Regions from separate parts of the Homo sapiens genome. Here regions 1, 3 and 4 are each linked to region 2. Evidence: chromatin contacts called from ENCODE Hi-C data. All regions are on one chromosome and are shown on one strand. Each heading gives the region's core, a stretch centred on a gene start or an enhancer-like site at or near the end of the contact. The rest is flanking DNA. Distances are from core to core; before and after follow the strand shown.

Region 1 (3,351 bases), core at 120-2,619, 6.7 Mb before region 2:
AAAGAGAATGGATGAGGCCTGGAGAACAAGAAGGGAGAGATGTGGACCTGATTCAGACTGGCAGAAGCATCTGAATTCTTCCCAGTCAAGCCTGCCAGAACCCAGAAGAACTTTTATGTCACCACCCCAACTTCTGGGAAGCTGGAGAGCAGAGAAACCACCTATCCCACTTTCTTCAATGTGTAAATGAGCTAATGGAGGTTTCCCCAAAGGAAAATGCAAAGGCCACAAGCAACAAGACCAAGGCCAGAGACCAGGAATTCCAACCCTTCACCTTGAGCTTTTGCCTAGAGCTGATACATTTCTGTAAGAGGTAAGGAGGCTTCTGAACACAGGAGACACATGATCACACACGTATATTAAATATTTAACATGTCTCTAGCTGCAGTGTAGAAAACAAACTGAAGGGGAGAAATTGCAGACAGAGAGGCCAGCGGCTTGGACAATGGTAATGGGGCTAGGGGATGAAAAAGGAGGAAACAAAGCAGGCCGATTCCATGTTGGAGGCAGACTGAAGGGTAAGAAAAGCCTGAGGAAGCAGGGCCCTCACATCTGCAGAGGCTCAAAGGAGAAGATGTATTGTCGGGAAGGCTGATTCTGTGTTGCAGTCCTACCAGGTAATCCTAGGCCAGGCACTTACCCTGATTCTAAGTTTCCCACACCCTCCTTTGAACAATGATACTGACAACTCTTACTGTCTCCAATCCATCCTCCACACTGTAACCGACGACCCTTTCAAAATACAAATCTGAAGAAATAATTCCATTGCTTAAAACCTTTCATTGGCTTCTATTCTCAATATACGCAAAACTTCTACCTCTTGAACTTGAACAGCATATATGCCCCTTTCATTTACTATGTATTTCAACCACAAGGACCACTTGTGTTTGTGACTCTGACAGAACATGCTCTCTTGTCCCAGGGCCCTTGTACGTACTTTTTCCTGTCTGAAGAACCCTCTTCGCTTCACCAACTTCTACTCAACAACTCTCTCTGACCCAACGTCAGTTTCTTTTGGAAGTTCTCGGATCTTCAGATCAGGACTCGCCCTTAACGGTGCCACAGGTGTCCCTCCCCGCAATACACACAGCGCTGGGATCCACCAATGTCCGCTTCGCGGCCTGAAACAGCTCCCATTGCTCCCGCGAGTCACTCACCTTGTTTTGCGAGGAGGCCGCAGGCGGAGGTCGTGAGATTACGGGCCCAAGGCCCGCGGCTACTGGGGCCGCCTCGGCCCACTCAGGCTCTTCGAACATGAGGGTCGGGAGGGCAGGGTCGCCGAGTCCCCGCTCTTCTCCACGTGCACAGCGCTCCTCTGGAAGTCGGAGCGCTCAGACCTGCCAGAACCGACCCGGAAACCAAAGCGTGACAGCCAGGGGTTGCTAGAGCGGCCGGCGCGGCGCAGCGAACCATCGAGTTTAGCCAGGCGCGGCTAGAAGGGCAGGGAGGCGGTGGGAGGGGAGGGACGGAGGCCCGCGCTGCCCAAGAGCGCCACGGGCGGGGCGGGGCCGGCGGCGGGCTGCGGGCGCGGCCGGACGGGAGTTCCCCGGAGAAGGATCCTGCAGCCCGAGTCCCGGTGAGTGCGAGAGGACCCGCGCCCCCTGTCACCCCTCACTTCTCCTGAGTCCCAAGTAAGGAACGGAGCCAACCCTGGGGAGGACCCCCGGTCCCCTCTCCCAGAGTATACGGAGCCTGAACCTCCCCACTTCCCCCAACTCTGTTCGCGGATAGGGTCTAGTTGCCTGCTCTCGGACATCCGTTCAGCAGACACTACCTCTTCGTCACCCCCTGCCCACCCTGACCCGCCTTTACCTCGCGTCTAGAGGACACAGCCAGGGATCATCCCGCAGCCCCGAACTCCTTCACAGACCCCCACTAGCCGGGGACGCAGCTCAGGCCCCCTACCCCCAACACAAACACTTCTCTCCTGTAGAGGATAAAGCTTGGGGTTCATCCTCCTTCCCTGGATCACTCCACAGTCCTCAGGCTTCCCCAATCCAGGGGACTCGGCGCCGGGACGCTGCTATGGACGACATTTTCACTCAGTGCCGGGAGGGCAACGCAGTCGCCGTTCGCCTGTGGCTGGACAACACGGAGAACGACCTCAACCAGGGGTGAGCTGAAACGGTTGGTGGATGAGAGGAAGGCTAGAGATCTCCTGGCTACGTGGAGTGGAGTGCTCATGTCTGGTGGTGGCGGCTGCCTTTGCTAGCCAGTGTAATGAGTGCTAAGCATAGCCTGTGGGGGGCAGAGGGTTTTCACAGAGGACGCAGTTTGAGCTGAATCTTGACTGCAGAATAAGAGTTTCACAGGCAGAGGCTACAGAGAGCTTTCCAGCCTCAGTAGACTGCATGGCCAAAGGCTAGGGGGCAAGGCACAGAGCAGAGAGAACAGGAAATTGTCTGGAGTTCCATATGGCTGGAGGATAGATGATCTCTGTGGGTCGGAGCATTGGGTACAAGAGGAAAAGAACAGGACATAAGACTGTAGAGGTCTCCAAGGATCAGCCAGATCATGCAAGCATATTTAGGCTATAAGAAGGTCTTTATTTTAAAAGCAAGGTTTTAAAGCTGTATAGTGACATAATGAGATTGTCCATTTTTCAGTATCGTCTTGGATGCTTTGTGAAGAGCAGGTGGAAAGGAGGCAATTGCCTAGTTCATCGTAGAAGTAATGATGTCTTGGACTAGAATTAGGGTGAGTGAAAAAGAGAAGTGATCAAATTCCAGAAGTCTTTAGGACGAAGAATTGTGGAACTTGGTGTGGGGAGTGAGTAAGGGCAAAGATGAGGACCAGGGTTCTGGCTTGGGAACTTGGTTGTTTTTACTGAGATGGAGAAAACTGGAGGATGAGGCATTTTATTTTGGACATGTTAAAGTTAAGGTGACAATACAGCAAGGTGGAAATGTTGAGTGTGTTGTTGGTTATGCAGATTTGCAATTCAGGGGAGGAATCTGACTTGGAGACACAGATTTGAGAGCTATCAGCATATAGATAGCATATATATATCATATATATAGATGATACTTGAAGACGTGGTTGTGAAGGAGAACGTCTCAGGAGAGTGGAAGGCAAGAGGTCAGGGGACAGGAAGCCTGCACGACAGAAAAGGAGCAACCGCAAGTTGAAAAAGAAATAGGAAAATGTGTGAGTAAAGCTTACAGAAGAGAATGTTTTAATGAAGGGGAGGTAGTCAACGGCAGTACAGGCTACTGAGAGATCAAAGAACATTAATATTTTAAAGTAGCCATTGAATTTACAGTTGGGTTTTTTTTTTTTAAGTTAAGGGGTACATGTGCAGGTTTGTTGGATGGGTAAACTCAGGTCATGGAGGTTTGTTGTGCAGATCAT
Region 2 (3,256 bases), core at 1-2,500:
CCAGTCTGGGTAACAGAATTAGGCCAATTTATTTAATTCCATTTGTTCATGTATCCAGCCAACAGATATTTATGGTGCACTTGTTGGGTGCCAGCCCCGCCCCCACCACTCCACCCTACCCCAGCAGGCGCTAAAGGAGAGCTGACATGATGGATAACGAAAAAGAAGACGCTGTCCTTCTATTCAGGGAGTTTAACATCTGGAAGAGCCGGGAGTTCTTTGTGCTAAAGGCCCTCTACAAAGTGCCTGAGATGCAAAAATAAGTCACTTTCTCTGTCCTCTCAGCAACCGAGTCGCATGTCGTTATCAAATTTTTATTTTCTGTAACTGTTTCCTTCCGTCTTGCTCCGTAGACAGCTTTTTGCAGCAGAGAGCGCTGCCGCGGGGCTGGTGTCTACTCTTCAGTAAGTGGTCAAAACCTGGCTACTGGAAGGAAATGCAATGGAATCGCTCCGCGCTCGAGTATTCTCTTTGGAACTACGGGAATGACAGCTCCAGTGGGACACTTGGAGGTCATGATGAACGCAAAGAACGTGAGAACACTTGCAGTCCTCGGGGTGGAAATGCCTTCTAGAAATACTAAGTATCCGTTCTCTCGTTGAGACTTTGGCAAACCAGGGATTTTAGGAAGGGTCTGGCACTCAACGTTCCTAAAATTGGTTTCCTAGATGGAGCCGGAGGGAGAGAGGGAGTCAGGAACTGCTGCTTTTCGTCGGAATGCCCGGAGGGGAGAAGAAGAAGGAGGAGGGGTGAGGGCGGGCGGCCAAACGCCAGCCGGCAGGGGACCCAGAGAAGAGGGACATCCCGGGCGACCCCGAGGAGCGCGGCTTGGGCACCGCAGTGGCCGCGGCTAGTGGGAGACCTGAGGGGAAAGGGAGAGGGCAGGGGCGAGGAACCCAGGGAGCGCGCGCGGATTGGTCCTCTCCTCGGGGCGTGCGCTCCTGTGCGCCAAATGATTGGTGGCAGGAAAGTAGCAGGTAAACCGGCTCCCGCCGCCTCGCCATTGGTCAGCGGCCTCTCTAGCCGCCACACAACTGGCCAGCGGGCTGCCGAGCCGCGCGCGGATTGGCTGGGGGCGGCCGCCGGGACCGGCTCCCTTCGGGCGTTCGGATTGGCTGGCGGGAAGAGGCAGGTATCCGGGCGCTGCGGCTCCTCCATTGGTGGGCGGGGAAGGGGGGTTGGGCACAGCGATTGGTGGGCGGGGGGCCGGGCCTGGGCCGGCGGGGAGCGGATTGGTCGGAAAGTAGGTTAGTGGTGCGACATTTAGGGAAGGCAGAAAGTAGGTCAGGGACGGAGGTGCCTGTTTACCCGCGCCGGACTCACCGCCGCCGCCGCCGCGGGATCCGAGTGCGGGCGCGGGCGCGGGCGCTCCCGGCGAGCCACGGTGAGTGTCAGGCCGGCGGCGGCCAGCGACGCGATCCCGCGCACCCCGTCGGGGGCCGTTAGCACCCTCGCGGGCGCTGCGCCCCTGCCGCCGCCCCGGGGGCAACCCGGCCGCCGAAGAACCCTGCCCGACGTGCCCGCTGCCGGCCTTAAAGGGCCCGTGACCGCTCCCTGCCCCCACCCGGGCCGTGGGGAGGCTGCGCCCCTTAAAGGCGCCGCGCCCGTCCGCCCCCATCCTCCTCGCGGGGGCTGCCGCTGCGGGCTAGGGCAGGCAGAGGTGCTGCAGGAGCCCTTAAAGGGGCCGGGAAAGTGTTCGCTGGAGTACCCACCGCCCTTCCGCGGGCATCGCTACCTGGCGGGGGGAGGGGGCAGCTAGCTGCCTCTTAAAGGGATAGCTCTGCCCTTGGGGGCAGTGACTCGGCCGAAGAGGACTCCTAGATGTGTCCCCGGGAGCTTCGGGGATCCCCGAGGGGACCATGCCTGGTGGCTGCCCCTCAAGGGCGTTGGGCGAACGGTGCCGCGTCTGCCCTTCCTCCCCGCTTCACTTCCCTTTCGGGAGCCCGCGAGGCTGGGTGGGGGCGGGGAGGGCGTCTCCGTCGGGCTTGGGGAGTCCAAGTCCGCCCGCCCCTTCGGCCCTGTAGCCAGGGCTGGCGCTGCACCCGGGAATCCCCGGCCGGCACGGGGCCGACCCCAGCCTGCGAACTTTCGTGGGGCCTGTGCCGTCCAGGTCCTGGGCGGCCCTCAAGGATGCCCCGTGGGTCTGCGGGCAGGTGCGCGTCGGCCTGGGGATGTCGCCCGGAGCCCGGGTGCGGGCCGGCCTTGGAGTCCCAGAGCTCCGCGGAGGGCGCAGCGAGCCTGGCTCCAGCTCCGGGTTTGACAGATGTCAGGGAAGAAAAGGTTCCCGCTCGGCTATTGCCGGGCGTTGACATCCCAGAGAGCTTCCCGTTTGCTTGGAAGAAGACGAGGAAGGTAGAGGTGAACGTCGACCTTGTGGGGCGCATGTTAGCCTCCCCGAGGGGTCGCGAGAGCCGGCAGCGGGGTGAGCTCAGGTGCCCGCCGGCAGGAGCTGGGGAGGGAAGGGGAGTGCTGGACACCGGCGCCTGCTGTCAAGTTCTCGCCGGCCGGTGAGAGACCCGCTGCCGCCGCGCACCCCGCACCTCCTGACCCCTCTCCCCTCTCCGCCTCGGCCCCTTCCCGGTCACCTAGCGTTGTTTTGGCGCTTTGGCGCTTGCGGTCTCTTCCTTCTTCCACCGCTACTCCTCAGCGAGGAATTATTAGCCAAGTTTTCTCACCCAGCTTCCAAAAATCAGATTCCGTATTTGTGAACAAGCTTTTCTTGACACTACCCGTATACCCGTATTTCCAGCATCGTCGTTTTATTAAACATCCATAAAAGCTGCCCCTTAGATGCATTCATTTCCCACGACACCTGCTTGCTTGTCATTTGTCCTTCTGACATCTGCTGTTGTTCACCCCTTTAATCTATTATTAAATGACAACTATTATTTTAATTCTTCTGGTCTCATTGATATCCGGATCTGTGAATTTGGGTTGGTGGAGTTTTTAATTAATGTACCCGTTGAATCATGAGCTTAAAATAATCATTGCTGCTCCTGAGCAGTTTTGAATAATATCATGCTCTCTCTGCTTGCAAGACTTAAAAAAATTCGCTGGTGTTATATTTGATTTCCATATCAATGGAATTCCCAAATATTTTTGAAAATACAAAATTCAGTCTTTCAGTCCATGTTTTGTTACTCAGATCATTTTACTGATAAGTCTTTAACGCAGCTTATAGAACATATTTAGAAGGTTTGGAAATTTCCTGGACAGGATTTGAAATTGCCTGTATCATCTGAAGCTGGTTCTGTAG
Region 3 (3,519 bases), core at 1,020-3,519, 7.0 Mb before region 2:
CTGCGACAGCATTAAACATAACCTTCATCCCTATGTCACTCTCACAGTCCCTTTTCTGTCTTTTGGAAATAGAACAATTACAAATCATTAAAAAATCCTCCCACATCACCTTCAGTGTCTATTATAAATCTTCTTTCCCAAAGTCTCTCTCACTCTGAGACAAAATTCTGGGTTCAGCCTTGCCACTGTATCCCTGTATGATCTCTGGCTACTGAATTTAATTTCTCATCTATAAAATGAAAGTTCCTGTCTTTGTCTACAAGGTATCTATATAAATCAGTATAATAAAATTTGAAATCCCTATGTAAAGCATGAATGCTGTTCAGATGTTAAGTTATACAGAATCATTGTATAAATGTATGCTTCCTCAACCTAATACAACAGCCACACCATCATCACTTTAAATTTCTGAAGTTCATAAAGCTATAGAAATAATTTTTAAAATTAAAAATTGGGTTGACACTTTTTATTTGGGTAAATTAGATCTTTTTTTTTTTAACCCACCATCTACTGTTACCATTACTGCATCAACGAAAGAGCACTGCAACACCAAAAGAATAGGAATGATAATCTCTGAGAATAAATTTATCTTCATGAATAACCATACTGTCTTTCTCTCCCTCCATCTTGGATAGATGATAATTTTATCATGTACAGGGTCCTTGGTCCAGTGTTTAGGAACCACTACTCTAAACTCTGAACTGTAAGTTCTGACTGACTGGGCAAGTTGCCAAGTGTTCTACCAATATGGAGGCCTGTCTGGACTCCAGAAAGAAGCAATGAGAATATACCACAGGATATAGGAGTTGGCTCTGAAGCTAAGACTCTGGAAAAGAATGGGGACTGAGGCTGTCTAATTCTCAGGAAATGGTCTCTCCCTGTCCACTGTAGAGTTAAGGAAAGACTTAACTCTTTCTGAGTCTGGAAAGAATAGGATGTCCCAACCCCATGGCTGACTAGCAGTAGAGAGGAAAATTTAGTAGTGTGAAAGTGGCCATTATCACTGAATGCCAAACCAACTTTCCAGAATTTCACGTGCATTTGGGTTGGTGGGGAGAAGAGGACCTAAAAGAATGCTAGTAAGATGAACCCAACTACAGGGTGTGGAGAGGAAGAGATAAATTTTCAGGTGGCTAAAATGTTCAGTATCTTGAGACTGATGATGATTTCACAGATGTGTACACATGTCAAAACTCATCAAACACACATTTTAAATATAATATAAACTAGCTTTTTAAAAAATTCAACTGTAAGAAAGGAGAGTAAGGCCATCCTGTTTGGGATCCTAAATATAGTACTGTATAGGGCAAACCATATGACCTCCATAAAAGTAGAATTAGCAACTGAATATGGTCAATCCAATCAAAGACCCACAGTTAAGCACAGGTAAGGAGCAACAGTGGAATAAGGTTGTCCAGAAGCAAGTAGAGAGAAAACACAAGCTGTCACAGCGCAAAACCCTTCATGAGAGGGCCCATCTTCAACTATGCAGTCCAGAGAAGGAACTCGAAGGAACTGAAGTTTCTGTGATTACTCTGTTGAAGTCTGAGCCTCAAATATGACTTTCATTACCATAGTACTATTGCCTATGACACCTTCATTTTCTCGTCCTCCAGAATATGGAAAGTCCATGGGAGCAGAGGAGTCAGGTGCACAACACTTCCATCTAAGCTGCCCTACTTTGTCTAAAACTATTGCTCTCACTGGACAGGGCAGTCCATCGAAGGAGGCCTCAGAACCAACCTCTCACCTTTATCCAAGTCTCACAAGCCCTAATTCCCTCCTCCCATGCCTCGCCTTCAACTCCCTCACCAATTTGCCGCCACCCCGCAGGCTCCCACCTGCGCCTTTTACTCTCTCTCTCCTCGCGCAGGCCTTACCCCTCACTCTAGTCCCAGGGTATCCTTCACACCAGCCCTCAGTAGCCCCAGCCCTAGTAAACCGCGTTCAGGAGTCCCTTCAACTTGGCACCTCCGAAAGCACCCAGCCTCTCACAGCCCCTCATTTGTCCACTCACCTGTAAGCTCTCACCCTCCTTCCCTATCTTAGACACTCACACCCGGACCCTCACCACCTGCCAACCCCTCACAACCAGTACAGTAACCAAACCCGTCACCGTCTTTTCCCAGTCTCTCATCCCCACAAACGACTCTCCAGGCCCTCTGGCCCATGCGTACCGTTCACTCACGGAACGCCGAACCTGGCCGGGCCCGGTTGCTGCTGCGGTGTTAGGTGAGTTCAGGCCGCCGCCATCGCTTCTCAAGCGCACCAGCCGCGCCCCGCCCCGCGCCACACGCAGCCCGCGCCCCCGCGCACCACACGCAACCGCCCGGCGTCGCACGACTGGGCAATGGCGTGCCAGCTCATTGGCTGAGCCGGACCAAACCCGAGCAAGGACGCTTGTTTCCTGGCAACGGCTAAACGCAAGGGCGGGGTCGCCGACGGCTATCCGAGGGAGGAGCACCGCCTCTCCTCTTGGTTCCGTCCCTTCGTACGTAAACCCCGCCCCTCAGAAGGACTCCGGCGTGTCATAGGCGAAGGCCTCTGGGAAGGTGGAGGCCGGCAGGGCGGAGGCGGAGCCCGGGAAGGAAAGGTGGAACCAGAGGGCAGAAGGCGGGACCTAAGGAGAGGCGATTTTTACAGGCAGGGAAAGATCAGAAGGGCGGGGCTTGGGAGAGATGGAGCCGGAAGAAAGACGAGCGAGAAAGGGGTGGGGCCATGGATTCCAGGAGACGCTTGGAGTGGAAGAGTGGGTGTGGAGGGGCGAGGCTATCACGAAAAGAGAGGAGGAATCAGTAGGTGGGCCGGGCCTGCGGAAAAGTGGAGCCCTAGAGAGGGCTGACTGCGGGCACTCTAGTTCATTTTGCTCCATCGTCGTGCATAGCTTGGTCTCTACTTTAGTACCCCAGCGGTGACTGCCCCTGGCTCCCCCAACACCGCTGTGCTGTGCTGCTCCGTCACCCCTTGAGCACTTAGTCAAGGAACACGGAATAAGTGCCTGCATGCCCAGCTGGATTCCGGATCAATTAGAACCGGCCTCTGCTCTCCAGGACCTCAGAGAATTGCAGCGTAGTGTAATAAGTACATTACTACGGGGGCCACCTAGGAGCAGCACTTAGCATGATTTGCATGTATAGAGGATGAGAGGAAGGTACGGTGAAGGAGCTTAGGGAAGACTTCCGGGAGGTGACGGTGTCTAAGCCGAGTCTTGGGAAACAAGCAAGAGTAAGATAAACTAAAATAGAAAAATAGAAGTTTCAGATAAGGCATGTAGTTTTAAAAGTACTTTACCGGCTGGGCGCGGTGGCTCACGCCTGTAATCCCAGCACTTTGAGAGGCCGAGGCGGGCGGATCACGAGGTCAAGAGTTCGAGACCAGCCTGACCAACATAGTGAAACCCCGTCCCTACTACAAATACAAAAATTAACTGGGCGTAGTGGCGCGCGCCTGTAATCCCAGCTGCTTGGGAGGCTGGGGCAGGAGAATCGCTTGAACCCGGGAGGCGGAGGTTGCAGTTAG
Region 4 (3,682 bases), core at 342-2,841, 6.8 Mb before region 2:
GCTTCCCCAAACCATTCCTGTCCCCTCCTCCACCCAAGATTCCTGTTTCTGAACATTCATACCTGTGGGGATGAGTCCATCACCAGAGCCCCCATAGCCACCAGACACAATGCTGGTTTCATTGAGGTTGGGTCCTGACACCATCACCTGCTGGAGGTCCTATAGGCCAGAGAAGAGGGGTTGCTTCAGGAACATAGGGGCTGCAGAAGCATTTTGGAGGTGGGAACAAGTTTGGATTCAAGCATCATAAAGATAGTACACAAGGGAAGTCTGCACAGAATCAAAATGATACGTAAAAAGAATGAAGGGAGTCAGATAAGTCAGGGGAAGGCTACTGGAATGGAGGGTGAGAACCTAGGATTTATAAATTGGATTCCTAAATTGAAACAATTAGAAGAATCAAACAGAAGCACCTGCTCCAGCCCATCATCTTCAGGAAGCTGCCTGGCTTCGCCGTTCCCGTGGATAGGGATCTCCATTGTGGCTGCCTTCCCTAGGATCCCGTCCGTCATGGCTAGGAAAGGTATTGGAGTAAAACTCTCCACCCCAGCACCCTGCAAAGCCCAACACAGAAGTTCTGGACACTGGCCAGCACTCTAGAAGAAGGAGGCCTCCTCTGTCATTTCTTTAAAGGCTGTCCCAGGGTTTGAGTGTCCCAGCGTTTGGCCATCATTCCTTTCTTCAGATATATGTATTTCTCCCCTCCAAAACGCACATTTGAAACAGGCACACCAAAGCACGGTGTCTTCTCACAAGCCCCCAACCTCACCAGGACTCTGGTGATTATTTCTACACTCATTCAGCAGACATTTAGTGAGTGCCTACTATGTGTCAGGCACTATTTGTGACAATGAAAATACAACAGTGAAGAGGGAAAGTCTGCTCTCTTAGAACTTATCTCCATGCAGGCGTGTTTATGCTGAGGAGATGAACCCTTTCCAGGGCTCAGGTCTTCACCCCCCTATTCAGGTTTGTTCTCCATTGCTTGGCCTTTCACATTCCTTTAGCGTTTCTTCCCCCTTCCTTCAGGGGGTCTCCCCTCCTCCGTCTCATACACCTCGTCTTCCTCGGGCCCTCCCCACCAGGCCTTAGTTAGATCAGTGGGTGTATGTTCCCAGTCTCTGGTAAAAGCCTCTCTCTCCCAGGATATCGGTGACCCTTCCACAGTCAGTTATGTCTCCCAGGTGTGTGAGTCCCCGCCCCCACCCCCATACACCTGGACATCAGGTGTGTCCTCATCCTTCCCCGGGGCTCGGGGCATCTTGCCCTCTGGACAGGTTTGTGCGTTCAACTTCCCGTCGCCCAAGCATGTTCCTCTCACCTCGGGCCGGGCCGCTCTTCCCCTCAGGGCGCCAGGCCCGGGCCGCGCGGGGACCTCGGGCTCCAGTTCCCGTCGCGATCCTAGCAGCAGGTCAGGGACTCGGCGGAAATGACGTCCTCTCCGGGCAGAAGAAGCCGGCCACGTCGCAGATTATAAGGGCGGAGCTGACGTCGCAGCCAGGGCAGGGCGATACTCGAGCTAGCTCTCGAGATCAGCGAGAGGTTACTTCCGGGGCGGCACCGAGAAGCTGAAACGGAAGTGGCGTACGGCATGCGCCGGTGGCGTGATGGAGCGGCAGCAGCAGCAGCAACAGCAACTGCGAAACGTAAGTGAGAACTAAGTCGTTTCGAGGCCAGACGTTCAGCTCGCATTCCTGCACACATCGCGGGAACCCCACAGGGCCAGGGATTTGAGGGCTGGAAACTTCGGGCTATGGCGCGCGGGCCTGGGAAACTTTGGGCGGCGCGACCTTGACTAGAAGTGTGGGGCCCTTATCGCTGAGTTTGTGGTCCCCCTTTTCTCTCAGCTGCGTGACTTCCTGTTGGTCTACAATCGGATGACAGAACTCTGCTTCCAGCGCTGTGTGCCCAGCTTGCACCACCGAGCTCTGGACGCTGAGGAGGTGGGGAACTGTGTAGGGAGGTTACGCTGCAAGAAGAGTTTAGCGGTAGACTGCTTCCCTCCTCACCCCACTTCCCGTACCTCTGGCCCTGGCCTTCCCACGACCCTCACCCCTAGGCTGGGCATGGGGAAGAAAGGAGGCGGACCCGACAGGGCACCTTTATCCTCCACTTAAACCCTATCTTCCTTCTAGGAGGCCTGTCTGCACAGCTGTGCTGGGAAGCTGATCCATTCCAACCACCGCCTCATGGCCGCTTACGTGCAGCTCATGCCTGCCCTGGTACAGCGCCGCATCGCAGACTACGAGGCTGCCTCGGCTGTGCCAGGCGTTGCTGCTGAACAGCCTGGGGTCTCTCCATCAGGCAGCTAGCCATACCCAACCCCAGGAAGGAAGGCCTTGGATGGACCCTCAGATTGAAGGACCCGGTGGACCTTGGGGTTGGTGAATCCTAAACAGAGAGAATTCGAGGTTGCCTGAAAGCTGGGTGTCCTTGCTCCTTTTCCTGGAGCCAATATACCCAGTTTTTACTCAGTTTGATTTATATTCTGGGCAAGGAAGCTTTGCCTACTTTATTGGCACAATCCGTTGTTCTGTCGTTTAGTGCATATCTGCTGGCTTCAGCCCTGGCAGCTGAGAAATTGTTTTCTATATGTAGAAGGAAAACCTGAGCATTTGCAGGCATCTGGTTAAAGCAGGGTCTGTGTGTACAATTTTAAAACGGGTAATATGTCATGCTCTTAGTTCATCTTCACAACAAAACTATGAGTAAGCGGTATTAGCCTCACTTAACAGATGAGGAAGCAAGATTCCAGAAAGTACCAGAAGGTCATTTTATACAACAGGAGATTGGTTCCTGCCCAGATGACAGAAAATGGGAGCTCTGTCTAGTTGTCCTTAAGTCTGACTGACTTCAGTGGCTCATAACCGTGAGCCAAGTATTTGTTGGTTCATAACTGTTGTTTTGTGAACTATGTCTTACATGTCTAGAGTTCTGCTGGATCTAGGGAAAGGAGGAGCTATCGAAGTACAACGGATCAAAAAACCACAGGGCTTTTGGGCACTGCCTCCTTGGGAAGTTAGTGGCCACAGAAGAGAGATGAAACCTGTAAGAAGTCTGGAGTCTTTTGGAACTTCAGCCATTTCCCCAGGTTGTTACTTTCTTAGTATGTACAGTCTTCTCAGGATGAGCAGTAAAACCTTTGAACAAAGGTCTGTGTGGTTGTCTTCACGGGCAATCAGGAAGGGAGAGAGCTGGGGACCATATTCTGCAATGCAGCCAAATCCGAGGAAGAGAAACTGAAGGGAGAAGTAGATGGCAATGGTTATGATAAAAAGGGATAAAACTAAATCTTCGGGACTTCTTTAATGCTACGTTAATGTTTCACTGCTCGTCTAGAAACTCCTAAATCCAGCTTTCTATCATCTGCCCCACATTGGTCCCATTGAGTACATTCTGTGATTTCTAATTCCAGCCTCTCCATTCTTTTCTCATTATTGCCTCCCCCGCCCCCCAACTTTGTGTAATTTACTTCTGTATTCAGCAGCCTGGATAGCATATCATTCCATCACCCCATTTTCTTGCCACCATTGGCCATCTTTTTGTATCATTCCACTTATTCTGTCTTTTCCATTCCTTCATTCAAACTGCTAGAGAAAAACAGTTGTGTAATGAATGCCACTAAATATTCAAGGCCTCCAACCTCAGCCAAGTCCTCACACCAACACGCAGTCACACCAAC

Evidence for each region. A loop is a pair of places that touch in the nucleus more often than their neighbours do. Pooled maps may share reads with other maps.
Region 1: a loop to region 2 is called in a pooled map, with 2.7 times the contacts of the local background. The contact joins the promoter of RRP8 here to the promoter of BMAL1 in region 2. A Hi-C loop is called at or near these places in 5 of 50 pooled maps.
Region 3: a loop to region 2 is called in a pooled map, with 28 times the contacts of the local background. The contact joins the promoter of FHIP1B here to the promoter of BMAL1 in region 2. A Hi-C loop is called at or near these places in 9 of 50 pooled maps.
Region 4: a pooled map shows a loop between it and region 2 (9-fold over the local background). The contact joins the promoter of TIMM10B here to the promoter of BMAL1 in region 2. A Hi-C loop is called at or near these places in 7 of 50 pooled maps.

What each region holds. Positions count from the first base shown.
Region 1 is chr11:6,602,247-6,605,597 of GRCh38, forward strand. It overlaps RRP8 (ribosomal RNA processing 8), which reads right to left and starts at 1,370. Exons shown (of 7, transcript NM_015324.4): 1 at 1,158-1,370. The coding sequence starts at 1,256. ILK (integrin linked kinase) reads left to right here and starts at 1,528. Exons shown (of 13, transcript NM_004517.4): 1 at 1,528-1,576; 2 at 1,934-2,114. The coding sequence starts at 2,026. RefSeq lists enhancers at 603-1,144, 1,140-1,329, 1,920-2,159, 2,390-2,549 and a silencer at 1,400-1,609.
Region 2 is chr11:13,276,540-13,279,795 of GRCh38, forward strand. It overlaps BMAL1 (basic helix-loop-helix ARNT like 1), which reads left to right and starts at 1,251. Exons shown (of 20, transcript NM_001297719.2): 1 at 1,251-1,384. RefSeq lists silencers at 852-1,501, 1,572-1,641, 1,922-2,261.
Region 3 is chr11:6,232,367-6,235,885 of GRCh38, forward strand. It overlaps FHIP1B (FHF complex subunit HOOK interacting protein 1B), which reads right to left and starts at 2,270. Exons shown (of 12, transcript NM_001098794.2): 1 at 2,178-2,270. It also overlaps a transcript of CNGA4 not described here. RefSeq lists silencers at 1,945-1,994, 2,175-2,474 and enhancers at 2,517-3,207, 2,605-2,684.
Region 4 is chr11:6,479,910-6,483,591 of GRCh38, forward strand. TIMM10B (translocase of inner mitochondrial membrane 10B) reads left to right here and starts at 1,592. Exons shown (of 3, transcript NM_012192.4): 1 at 1,592-1,646; 2 at 1,848-1,943; 3 at 2,136-3,682. The coding sequence starts at 1,608. The coding sequence ends at 2,312. ARFIP2 (ARF interacting protein 2) reads right to left here and starts at 1,422. Exons shown (of 8, transcript NM_001376558.2): 1 at 1,322-1,422; 2 at 414-554; 3 at 63-159. The coding sequence starts at 512. RefSeq lists enhancers at 1,015-2,214, 1,051-1,170, 1,651-1,700.